4 separate regions of the Homo sapiens genome follow, and all the other regions are linked to region 4. Evidence: chromatin contacts called from ENCODE Hi-C or POLR2A ChIA-PET data. All regions are on one chromosome and are shown on one strand. Each heading gives the region's core, a stretch centred on a gene start or an enhancer-like site at or near the end of the contact. The rest is flanking DNA. Distances are from core to core; before and after follow the strand shown. Region 1 holds the start of TMEM126A (transmembrane protein 126A). Region 2 holds the start of EED (embryonic ectoderm development). Region 3 holds the start of CREBZF (CREB/ATF bZIP transcription factor). Region 4 holds the start of MRE11 (MRE11 double strand break repair nuclease).

Region 1 (2,700 bases), core at 162-2,661, 8.8 Mb after region 4:
GTACCAAGGCAAGCTATAGGCTGCATATGGCCTACATGCCAGTAGTTTGTTGATGTCTGCACTAGTTAGGGTGAAAATGTGAAGGGAATGGTGAATGATGAAGATTTGGCTCAGGTTTCAGGGTAACAGTTAAGAAAAACAAAGGCTGGATGCAGTGGCTCACGCCTGTAATCCCAGCACCTTGGGAGGCCAAGGCAGACGGATCACCTGAGGTCAGGAGTTCGAGACCAGCCTGGCCAACATGGTGAAACTCCCTGTCTTTTAAAAATACAAAAATTAGCCAGGCACGGCGGCAGCTGCCTGTAATCCCAGCTACTCGGGAGGCTGAGGCAGGAGAATCGCTTGAACCTGGGAGGTGGAGGTTGCAGTGTGCCGAGATCTCGCCACTGCACTCCAGCCTGGGTGAGAGCGAGACTCGGTCTACAAAAAAAAAAAAAAAAACAGTTCAGGGATAACAACAAAGGAAAACATGCTTTTATGAAACCAGATTTTCTCATTTCCTACAACATTACAGGCACTCGTTTAAATATTTATTGCTACCTGTTTTATATCGATAAGAGGTCATTTGGAAATGTTGATTACCTTGACATTCCATATCTCTAGACTTAAAGCTAACCTAATAAGTACAAAGCAGCCTTAGAAATTTATGTCTAGGTTTCTGGTAGTCAAATTTTTGAGGGCCTTGGCTACGATAAGATGATAAGACACAATCTCTGCTGTACAGGAGCTCTGAATGATTTTGTGTATGGGGTGGTGAAATATATAATCAAATTTAGTATGTATATATTGTACTGAGGGCAATTAAGTCACTCAATTCAGTATAAGTGCTGACTGGGCAGCCCCTGTGGGCATTTTGTCTCCGATATTAATAACAAATATCTATCAAAGACAACGCCGCCTGTAAAAACTACAAATATTTCGAAAGATTTTTGTGTTACCTATCTCATGTCATTCTTGGAAGAGCTCTGAGAGATAGGCAGTGTGGGGCCTATCTGAAAGAGAAGTAAAGTGGGACCTCTGAAAATCAAATTTGGCCGTGGTCACCTTGTAAATTGACAGTAAACCTGGGATTAAATTCAATCTCAGGCATTTCTCCTTTCTACTGAGTTAATTTAAATATAAGGTCTTTCCTTCTAGAGTGCAAAGTGAAAAGACAGCAGGAAGAGCTAACTACACTTCTACTTGCTCTCATTTACGCGCAGCGCTGCTGGTAGCTAGCGTGTCACCGCGTCGTGCTTCTCCTGACACCGGGACATTTACTTCACCCCCTCCCCCGGAATACCAGTACCTTATGCTCTCCTCCCAGCAGCCTGTGGGTGCCTCCTCCTTCCTCAGCCACGCCGGAGTTCACTGTGGCCTTTGCTCAAATTACCTGGGCGCAGCCATCTTTGGCTGACTCGTGACGCGGCGTGGGCGGGCGCCGGGTCGCGGCTGCTAATTGGACTGCGGGACGGAGGTTGCAGCCAGCAGCGGCTTTGGGCTGAGAAGCTTCCGGCCCTAGGAGGTGCCGGGAGGCTAAGCGTTGAGGTTTGTTTGCCTGGCGTAGAGTGTGCTCGTTTCACCTACTCTTGCCTCCCAGGACAGAACTTGTAGAAATTGTGAAATTTCGAGATATAAGTTGGGTGACCCTCAGTCAGCCTCTTCCATTGAAAACGTACCTCGGGCATATTACTTAACTTCCTGGTCAGTAGAGCCTACTTACGTTCTTGGCATGGGGTAAATGAAAACTGCACAGCTCTTGGCATATGATAGCTACTCAGGTTAAAAATAAGTCAAAGGTGAGCTATTTCTTGGCTCTATCGATTTTCTACTCTCCCTAGGAACTTAAGCTCCCTGTGCCATGTTTTGATCTGTATTGATTGCCCTACCATAATCAGCACCTCAGAGCTGCAGCTTATTTTTCTGAGGATTTCTCGTGTTCTCCAGAGTACTGCTTATTTGGAAGCAGTGTTGGGTGAAAGTCATCTTATTTCTTCTTGCTTTTTAAGTATAAATACTAGAAAATTTAGAATTATATATGTGGCTTGCATTATATTTCTATTGGACAGTGCTGTTCAGAAGGTACCTCTAATGCTCTCCTCCCAGCAGCCAGTGGATGCCTCACCAGGTCTTCCTCAGCCATGCTGGGGCTCCCTGCAACCTTTGCTCAGTTCGCTTGGACTAATTAACCCAATAGAAGGGAAAAATGCCTACAATTGAATTTTATCTTAACTCCATTAAGATTAGCAGGTAAACATTGTGCCAAAAAATATATAACTAACTGTAGCAATAAATACATGATCATAACACATTATCAGAAATCTTAATTATTCTCATCCTCTCAAATTTCTGAACAAGTGATAAAGTGTTGCATTGTCCAGATAATTTTTATACTGTCTCTCCATTGCAGGGTTGCTTGACCATTAGGCTCCATAGTGCCAAGAAGTCTGTAATTGCAGTTTCTAAACTTGCACAAATAGAAAGACTTATTTTCACGAAGGTGTACAAGAAGGAAAATTCCTAGTCTTTTTTTTATTTTTATTTTTTATTTTTTAGACAGAGTTTTGCTCTCGTCGGCCAGGCTGGAGTGCAATGGCCTGATCTCAGCTCATTGCAACTTCTGCCTTCCAGGTTCAAGCGATTCTCCTGCTTCAGCCTCCAGAGTAGCTGGGATTACAGGCGTGTGCCACCACGCCCAGCTGATCAGCTGATTTTTTTTTT
Region 2 (2,700 bases), core at 13-2,512, 8.2 Mb after region 4:
CCCCTCACCTTTATCTTAAGTAAAAACGTTCAAAGAAGAAATCACCCACTCTTACTTCCTCAAAGGTAGTCACTCCCCACCCCCAAATCAAAAATCGATCCTCTCAATTCGGCTCCTCCTACAGAAAAGGCGACCTTCAGGCGCACCCGGTCTCCGCGGACAGGACGGAGGCGGACACAAAACCCCCTTTAATAAAGTCTCCCAAACTCCGCAAATCGAAGATCACTTTCCATCCTGAAAATTCCACAAGGGTCTTAGAGTGACAACCCTTACGCTCCTTTAACAGGGTCCCTAACTCTGCCCCGTCCTTCCAACTTTCTTAGAAAAGTCTCTAACGTGCCTTTTAAACTACTAGAATCTCAGACCCGCACTCTCCCCTTAAATCCCCCCAAAGGCCAAAACACTCCCCATCACATGCAAACTGATTTCAGGGCAGACTTCTCAGACCCACGCAATCACTAGAACCACTCTCCTTTGCCTAGTTCCTGCTTGCTCTCGGCCCCACATCAAAATCCCCGTAGGCAATTTCAATTTTCTCCCGCACGCCCGCGTTTTCCTGAGTGACACCTCTCCCTCCCCCCACAGCAGCCCGCTCGTCCCCGCGCCCCCCGTTTTAAAAGAATTTAAAACTTTCACTCCGCAGTCTCGTAACTGCCAGAAGCTGCACTTACATTCTCGTCTCCAGAGAGGTCTGGATTGCTGTTCTCGTCACTGCTCAGCTTCTGCTTCTTGGCCGCAGGCATGTCTGTTCCCGCCGGCGCAGTCGACACTTCCCTCTCGGACATATTCCTCCGCCTCCCTCCAGGTTCCTGCCGCCTGGGGCGGGGCCTCCGCCACACCGCCGTCAAGCAAGCCCGGCCCGAGCTTGCCGCAAAGTTGCCGCTGCCGCCGCCACCTCCACCGCCCCCCCCACTGTCGCAAATCGCGCCCAGCCGCCGAGGCGGGCGTGCGTGCGACCCCGCCACACTGCTGAAAAAGGGGCGCGCGCGCGCGCCCTCCCGCGCGGCTTCCTGGCTCCTTCCCTTCCCCAACTCCCGTCTTGCCCTTTTCCCGCCGCCCTCCCGGCAGTCTACACGATGTAAGGTCCGTTGGATTAAGAGGGCAGTATTAAGTATGTCTCCCTTCCCACCACCGCCTCGAGAAGAGGCGAAACTCAAAGGGATGCTCCCTCACCCCCTTCCTCCTTCCAAAGACGTTTCAGCCGCAATTGGCCCGTTCCTTCGATCTCCGACCCGCTGCTAGGGAGCGAAAGTCTGTGGAATGGGCTACACCACCAATGTCCCAGGAAACGGGGGAAGATACAAGACGTCACCTCTTGCTTTAGCTGTGCATGCCACGTTTCCTTAATCTTGAACTTGGAGGACAGCGCTTCCTGACTATTCACGGAACTATTCATAACCTAATTCTTCCTTGAAGATAGAAATGCAAAAACAGTAACCTGCTTCCCCCTGGCTTCCCCCATCTGGCGAATGGAAAGTACCCGTCAGGGGATGCGCAGGCGCCGTGGCGTACTCTTGCGCTGGGTTCGTCGAAACCCGCCTCCTCCAAGCCCCTCCTCTGTTTGAATTCTCGTTTGCTGAACCAGGTAGTTTTCTACCCGGTTTCCGAATCCCAGGGTGGATTTCAAAGCGCTACCGAATTATACTCTAGACGCTTCGTAAATTCTTGTCGGATATTTATTCTGTTGACTATTTATTGTAATGAATGATTATCCTTCCAGTTGCTACCAATAGTGGTTAAGACTTAAATAGAAATATCCTAACATTATGAGACTAGACTCCAATGAGTTACAGCCAAAGTGCTCTTTTTAGCTGCTAAAGGATAGGCCCTGAACTACGCCAAGGCCTAAGAATCAGTGCTCATCTCCATTATGAGATTGTGATACTTAACCGACAATGTTTTGCTTGTTTTTGCACATCAGATACAATGAAATTCTAGAAGGCAACACAACTGTTAAACTTCACCAAAATATTTGCCTCTGTTACTATATCTATTCTCTAGCAGGTGCCAGATAACATTGGTGAGCCTTGTGGAATTATTATATGGGTCATGAAACCATAACTGAATGAGCAGCAGGAAAAGGAGAGTGATGACGAAAAATAAAATACGGCATCCGCCACCTTTTTTTTGTTTTTCTTAGAACATGATTGTGACTACTTATCTATTCGGGCTTCTGTAAAAATGTCCTCATCTGTAAAAATGAGGAGGCAGGAAGGGAGAAAGGGACCTACCATTTCTTGGGCACCTGCTTGATGTTGTATATCTTTTCTCTTCTAGACCTCATTACCCACCTAGAGTGCACCATCCATAAAATTCTAGTATACTTGAATTATTTCTGCATGATAACTTTATAACCAGGACATCAGTTTCCTTATCTGCAGATTGCAAGTCACTCTTTCTTTTGTAGATAAAGAGAGAACTCTTGGTTGAGAATGAGAAAAGGAAGTAAAGCAAAGGCAGGTCAGAATGAGAGGTTTCTGCAGTGAAGACTTTGAAATAAAGAAGCCGAAAAAAAATTAAAGTTGAGGTCTCAATGACGGCAGTCATTTGTTCAGTACTTCCAATGTTCCAGGCACTACTAAGCACTCCTCAGTTGGTGAGAAGAGATGAGACTGGAGTAGAGTAAGCTCCTGACAAAGTAAGACGTGCTTTGGCATGACATTTTCATCAGCAGACAGAAACATCCTTCCCTTTGTTAAG
Region 3 (2,700 bases), core at 121-2,620, 8.8 Mb after region 4:
GGAAAATTCATTTCTCTTTTTTTGTTTGGGCTGTCAGGAAACAATTTTTAGCCCAATTCAAACAACTGAGTAAGATATTGCATCCATCCAATTCCAAGATTAACCTTTTCCCCTTTCAGAAATCCTTCTCTTCCTAGTTCATCTTTTATTGGCCTTGCTTTTTAAAAATTCAAAATGTTTTGTTTTACTATATTCTAATGTACTTGTAAACTGCTTCAAATCTCAAATCCCTTGTGGGATGTGAACCTAAATATCTGTATTTGTAAACTGCTTCAAATCTGAAATCCCTTGTGGGATGTGAACCTAAATAACAAACAGAAAAGGTCTCTAAAATAAAAGACATGTTTTGAGAATGGAGCATTTCAGTGGGAAAACGCATGCCATAGTAAACTATGTGTGTATTCAGGAAGACGAAGGAAGACAAAGAGTTTTAAAGGAAAAAAAAATGAGGATGGTTACACATTGTTTTGAACTAATTATCTTAGCTACAAAGGTCAATAACAAGGGTGACGTCAGTTAAAGGTTGGACAGGCAGTTTCTGGGCAGACATCCTTGCAGAGGTTTTGTATAAGGTCGTGATGGTCTTTGTGCAACGTTGTGGTTTTTACAGTCTTTGTTTTCAGGCATACAAGCATGAGTACCCTCTCTTCATAGCCTTTCCTGGCTCTATTTGTCAGAGTTTTTGTTTGTTTGTTACCCAAATGCAGTAAGTCAGTACTGATTGGATTTTGGCTCAAGTGAAAACATCTACTTACAAAAATGGCAAGAACAACTGAAGACAATTTTTGTAAGCAATGTTGTATTCTACATTCATTTTGCTTTGGTTTTAATTTTTTTTAATTGACAAATAATAACTGTCATATTCATTGGGTACATAGTGATATTTCTATACATATGGAATGTAGTGATCAGGTTAGGGTAACTAGCATATCCATTATCCAACTGAGGACATCTAGTATGGCCCAGGTATTAAATAGTATTAGTAAACGATTGTTAATTTTCTGAAGACTTGGTAATAGTATTATGATTATGAAAAAAAAGTCCTTATTTTTAGAGATGCACACTGAAGTACGCAGGGGTGTGGTGTCTCATCTGCAACTTTAGGATGATTCAGCAAAAAAAAAATTTACAAGCATTTATGTAAAGATAAAGCAAATATAGCAAAATGTTGTGTTGAACTGTTGAGTCTGGGTATTGGGTGGTATTGAATTAGGGTGGATAAATCTAGAGACTTGTTATTTTTGCCGCTGTTATTATGACATCACTAGAAAGCTGGAATTATTCCCACTCTAAAGCACCCTGAAATCTCGCGACACTACGGCCTGGTGGCGCGCGAAACGCGGTGGGCGGGACTGGGGCGAAAACCACTGACTTCCGGCTACGCCGTTGTCTGGGTGGCGCGGTCGAGTCATCGCAGGGCCTCACCGCTTCGTTCTCCCGTCCCTCCCCGCGCCTTGGCGCGGGGGGTCGACTAGCCAAGTGAGGCGGGAGGCGACTCGGACCTTTCCCTGCATTTCGTTTCGGCCAGTGCCGGGGGCTACCCGCCCTGGGGCCTGGGATCCTTGGGGCCCGTGAGGCCCACTCTTAGCGGCCGGGGCCTACCGCGGCCCGCCGCTGGCCCTCATGAGGCATAGCCTGACCAAGCTGCTGGCAGCCTCGGGCAGCAACTCCCCAACCCGCAGTGAGAGCCCGGAGCCGGCTGCAACTTGTTCGCTGCCCTCTGACCTGACCCGGGCTGCAGCGGGGGAGGAGGAGACGGCGGCGGCCGGATCTCCCGGCCGCAAGCAGCAGTTTGGCGACGAAGGAGAGTTGGAAGCCGGGAGGGGGAGCCGCGGCGGCGTGGCCGTGCGCGCGCCCTCCCCCGAGGAGATGGAGGAGGAGGCGATCGCCAGCCTCCCGGGGGAAGAGACGGAGGATATGGACTTTCTGTCTGGGCTGGAACTGGCGGATCTCCTGGACCCCAGGCAACCGGACTGGCACCTGGACCCCGGGCTTAGCTCGCCGGGGCCTCTCTCCTCGTCTGGCGGAGGCTCGGATAGCGGCGGCCTGTGGAGAGGGGACGATGACGATGAGGCCGCGGCTGCTGAAATGCAGCGCTTCTCTGACCTGCTGCAAAGGCTGTTAAACGGTATCGGAGGCTGCAGCAGCAGCAGTGACAGTGGCAGCGCCGAAAAGAGGCGGAGAAAGTCCCCAGGAGGAGGCGGCGGTGGCGGCAGCGGTAACGACAACAACCAGGCGGCGACAAAGAGTCCCCGGAAGGCGGCGGCGGCCGCTGCCCGCCTTAATCGACTGAAGAAGAAGGAGTACGTGATGGGGCTGGAGAGTCGAGTCCGGGGTCTGGCAGCCGAGAACCAGGAGCTGCGGGCCGAGAATCGGGAGCTGGGCAAACGCGTACAGGCACTGCAGGAGGAGAGTCGCTACCTACGGGCAGTCTTAGCCAACGAGACTGGACTGGCTCGCTTGCTGAGCCGGCTGAGCGGCGTGGGACTGCGGCTGACCACCTCGCTCTTCAGAGACTCGCCCGCCGGTGACCACGACTACGCTCTGCCGGTGGGAAAGCAGAAGCAGGACCTGCTGGAAGAGGACGACTCGGCGGGAGGAGTCTGTCTCCATGTGGACAAGGATAAGGTGTCGGTGGAGTTCTGCTCGGCGTGCGCCCGGAAGGCGTCGTCTTCTCTTAAAATGTAGGGTCAAGTAATC
Region 4 (2,885 bases), core at 386-2,885:
GATCGCTTTCTGCTTTCTACTTTTTTTGGTGCTACATTTCACCTCTAACTTTGTTCTTGTTTTAGCCCCTTAAAAGATTATAAGCTGAAAGATAAGGACCACATTTAACTTATATTTATCTCCTACTTGTCTATAGAAGGCATTAAGAAGTATGTGTAGCATTACATTTAATTAAAGTCTTGTCACTTGATTTTGCCTGGAATGGATTCTGAGAAGTTCCAGAGTTAGGCATAACCCCAAGATACTGATTTCTTGATACCTAATCTCACAAGTTTAACAGTATACAATCTTAATGTGGTATTAAACTTTATTACTAGTGGCAATAGCACTAAACTCAAGTTTAAATGTATTACTCATGTCCAGTAACTTTTCTGGTCCTGTTACTTTATTGTAAAATGTAAGAATTTTACTAAAGTATTCCTAAGGCCAATCCGGCTTTTCAGTCACCCAATCAGAGACACCCTTGGAATCAGAGATATCCAATCAGAATTGCTCTGTGTTTTATTAATTCTCCTGGAGCTTCCACTTTTTCTTTGATTCTCAAACTAATTCCTGAACCTTGCAACACAAAAATGACCATACATCAATTCATTAAACACTTAACAGATGCTAATAAATAAAAGTTCACTTGTAATTATATCAAATATAGTAACCTTATACCACAGATCTTACCCTCTCCCCCAACATGCTTTTCCTTTCAATAAAAACTCCCTTTATATAAATTTTGAGTTTACAGATCCAGATACAAAAAATTATGTACAAAATTTTACTGGTATATTTAGTTTAAAAAGCCAAGCCTAGGCGCATCTACCCGACTTACAGTTAAGAAACAAAACTGATGACTTGATGATGATATTCCTGATATTCCATCAGGAATGTCAGGGTATGTTTCCTAACTTAAAGGGCATATCCTATTTTGAGAGAGATCCGAACTATGTCAACTCCTTACAAACAACTCAGTGATAGGCGGGGCTATAAACCTTACTGGTGAAGGAGGTTCAGATAGATTAAAACAACTTGCCCTAGATCAAGGACCCTTCAATGGAACTGAAAGGGCAGACGTTCTAATTCAAAAGTTCTACATTATTTTTCGCTGCACTATACATCTTACTGCTCTCAGCACAAAGCAGTGCAGATGTGCTGAACTCAAGGACCTAGGGGCGACACCTGTAGAGGGTCTGGCGACTGGGAGGGAGGGAGAGGGGATCCAGCTCCGGCACTCTGCCACCAGCCGGGAGCTCACAGGCCCGTGAGCTCCGCCTGCGGCCTTCCAAACAGCCAAGAGCGGAGAAGCGGCTTCGGTCCTACCTGGGGACCACGAAGCGGCCTGACCTGCAGGGCTCGGCCTGTGTCCACAGGCTACCCACCCCCACGGGCTCAGGAGTTCTTAGATGGCGCCGGTCCATCAAAAAGCGAGGTCCGGGACAGGGAATAACAACCCACCTGACAGAAGGGAAAATCGCCGCCTTGCATCTCACTTCCGGGTTCGTCTCCTAGCCTGCTCAGGATTGGCTCCTGCGTGAGGGCGGGGCCTCGCCGCTACTTTCCCCGCCCCCTCACTGCGTGCGGTAGCCAATGAGAGCCGAACTGGACTTGAAGCATCTACGTTATCCATGAAGTGTCGCGAGAGAAACGGACGCCGTTCTCTCCCGCGGAATTCAGGTTTACGGCCCTGCGGGTTCTCAGAGGCAAGTTCAGACCGTGTTGTTTTCTTTTCACGGATCCTGCCCTTTCTTCCCGAAAAGAAGACAGCCTTGGGTCGCGATTGTGGGGCTTCGAAGAGTCCAGCAGTGGGGTAATTTAGGAATCGCATTCGTCTCCTGTTTCTGCAGGTTCCCAGGCGGAAGCCCAGAGTTAACTGGAACCTCGGGAAGAGCGGGCCGAGTGGGCAGGGGAGGGGTCCTGGCGGGCTCAGCGTTCTGATTCCGAGGTTCCCTGCGGTGAGGGCGTGTTGAGGCTTGGAATCCCGACGGAATCTGGAGCTCCAGATGTGGTGGGGGTTGTCTCGCGGTGGCAGCCACTCTTCCCCAAACCTGGCTATTTTCAGTCATCCTGCTGGTGCTTAAAGGTGTTCCTCCGCAGACCACGTGTTTGTTTATTTACACTCGCTTTAAACGCGGGCCCGTTCCCTTTTCCAAACTAGCCAGGTCCTTTAAAAAAAATCGTGGGGTTTGAATAGGAAATACAGGATTGCCTCTGTTCTCCAGAGTAACCTATGCGTGCAACTTAAAAATATCTGCACATCTAGAGTTGTTTGTGTGTTGAACCAGAACCGTATGTGACCCTTTCTGCCCATTTATTTAGCATACATTAATTTCCCATAAGAGCACGGGAAAGGAAAATAGGAGTTTAATCATCTTGGTGAAACTAGGAAACAGGATGTACACTGGAGATATATTATTTTCTATGCTCAGTTCATTAAAAAAAAGTATAGTGGGTGCTTAGATGAAAATGAGACTTCTAAATTTGCCAGTCTAATTAAGACGTCTGTACCTTGTGCAGCGTAAATCATGTTGGTTAAATACGTGCAGGCTTTTAAAAAATGTGTTTTATGATGTAATTTTGTTTTTAGAATTTCTAGAATTTGGAATCGAGTGCATTTTCTGACATTTGAGTACAGTACCCAGGGGTTCTTGGAGAAGAACCTGGTCCCAGAGGAGCTTGACTGACCATAAAAATGAGTACTGCAGATGCACTGTAAGCACCTGACTTCTGGAATCCCTTGTTATTTGGGGTTTCTAAAGCTCGTCAACTGTGATCACAGTAAAAGAAAACTTATTTAATAAGCAGTAAATAAGGAACCTGTTTATGAACAGAAATATTAGTCATCAAAAAGGGTATTTGGAATGTTTTAAATATTTATCTGTTTGTTAACTGGAAGCTAA

Evidence for each region. A loop is a pair of places that touch in the nucleus more often than their neighbours do. ChIA-PET counts read pairs that join two places held with the same protein, here RNA polymerase II (POLR2A). Pooled maps may share reads with other maps.
Region 1: a map of CD8-positive, alpha-beta T cell shows a loop between it and region 4 (7-fold over the local background). The contact joins the promoter of TMEM126A here to the promoter of MRE11 in region 4. A Hi-C loop is called at or near these places in 1 of 168 maps with a recorded cell type or tissue (CD8-positive, alpha-beta T cell) and 2 of 50 pooled maps. POLR2A ChIA-PET finds 5 or more read pairs at or near these places in 1 of 52 experiments (GM12878).
Region 2: a loop to region 4 is called in a map of CD8-positive, alpha-beta T cell, with 10 times the contacts of the local background. The contact joins the promoter of EED here to the promoter of MRE11 in region 4. A Hi-C loop is called at or near these places in 2 of 168 maps with a recorded cell type or tissue (CD8-positive, alpha-beta T cell and naive thymus-derived CD4-positive, alpha-beta T cell) and 5 of 50 pooled maps.
Region 3: a loop to region 4 is called in a pooled map, with 6 times the contacts of the local background. The contact joins the promoter of CREBZF here to the promoter of MRE11 in region 4. A Hi-C loop is called at or near these places in 1 of 168 maps with a recorded cell type or tissue (CD8-positive, alpha-beta T cell) and 3 of 50 pooled maps. POLR2A ChIA-PET finds 5 or more read pairs at or near these places in 1 of 52 experiments (GM12878).

The regions. Positions count from the first base shown.
Region 1 is chr11:85,646,678-85,649,377 of GRCh38, reverse strand. It overlaps TMEM126A (transmembrane protein 126A), which reads right to left and starts at 1,411. Exons shown (of 5, transcript NM_032273.4): 1 at 1,289-1,411. RefSeq lists enhancers at 1,161-1,430, 1,601-1,650.
Region 2 is chr11:86,243,315-86,246,014 of GRCh38, reverse strand. EED (embryonic ectoderm development) reads right to left here and starts at 1,262. Exons shown (of 12, transcript NM_003797.5): 1 at 672-1,262. The coding sequence starts at 785. RefSeq lists enhancers at 750-1,278, 1,279-1,809.
Region 3 is chr11:85,663,799-85,666,498 of GRCh38, reverse strand. It overlaps CREBZF (CREB/ATF bZIP transcription factor), which reads left to right and starts at 1,370. Exons shown (of 1, transcript NM_001039618.4): 1 at 1,370-2,700. The coding sequence starts at 1,624. The coding sequence ends at 2,688. RefSeq lists enhancers at 1,787-1,836, 2,107-2,396, 2,507-2,700.
Region 4 is chr11:94,492,594-94,495,478 of GRCh38, reverse strand. It overlaps MRE11 (MRE11 double strand break repair nuclease), which reads left to right and starts at 1,635. Exons shown (of 20, transcript NM_005591.4): 1 at 1,635-1,688; 2 at 2,573-2,697. The coding sequence starts at 2,678. ANKRD49 (ankyrin repeat domain 49) reads right to left here and starts at 1,495. Exons shown (of 3, transcript NM_017704.3): 1 at 1,444-1,495. RefSeq lists an enhancer at 1,196-1,285.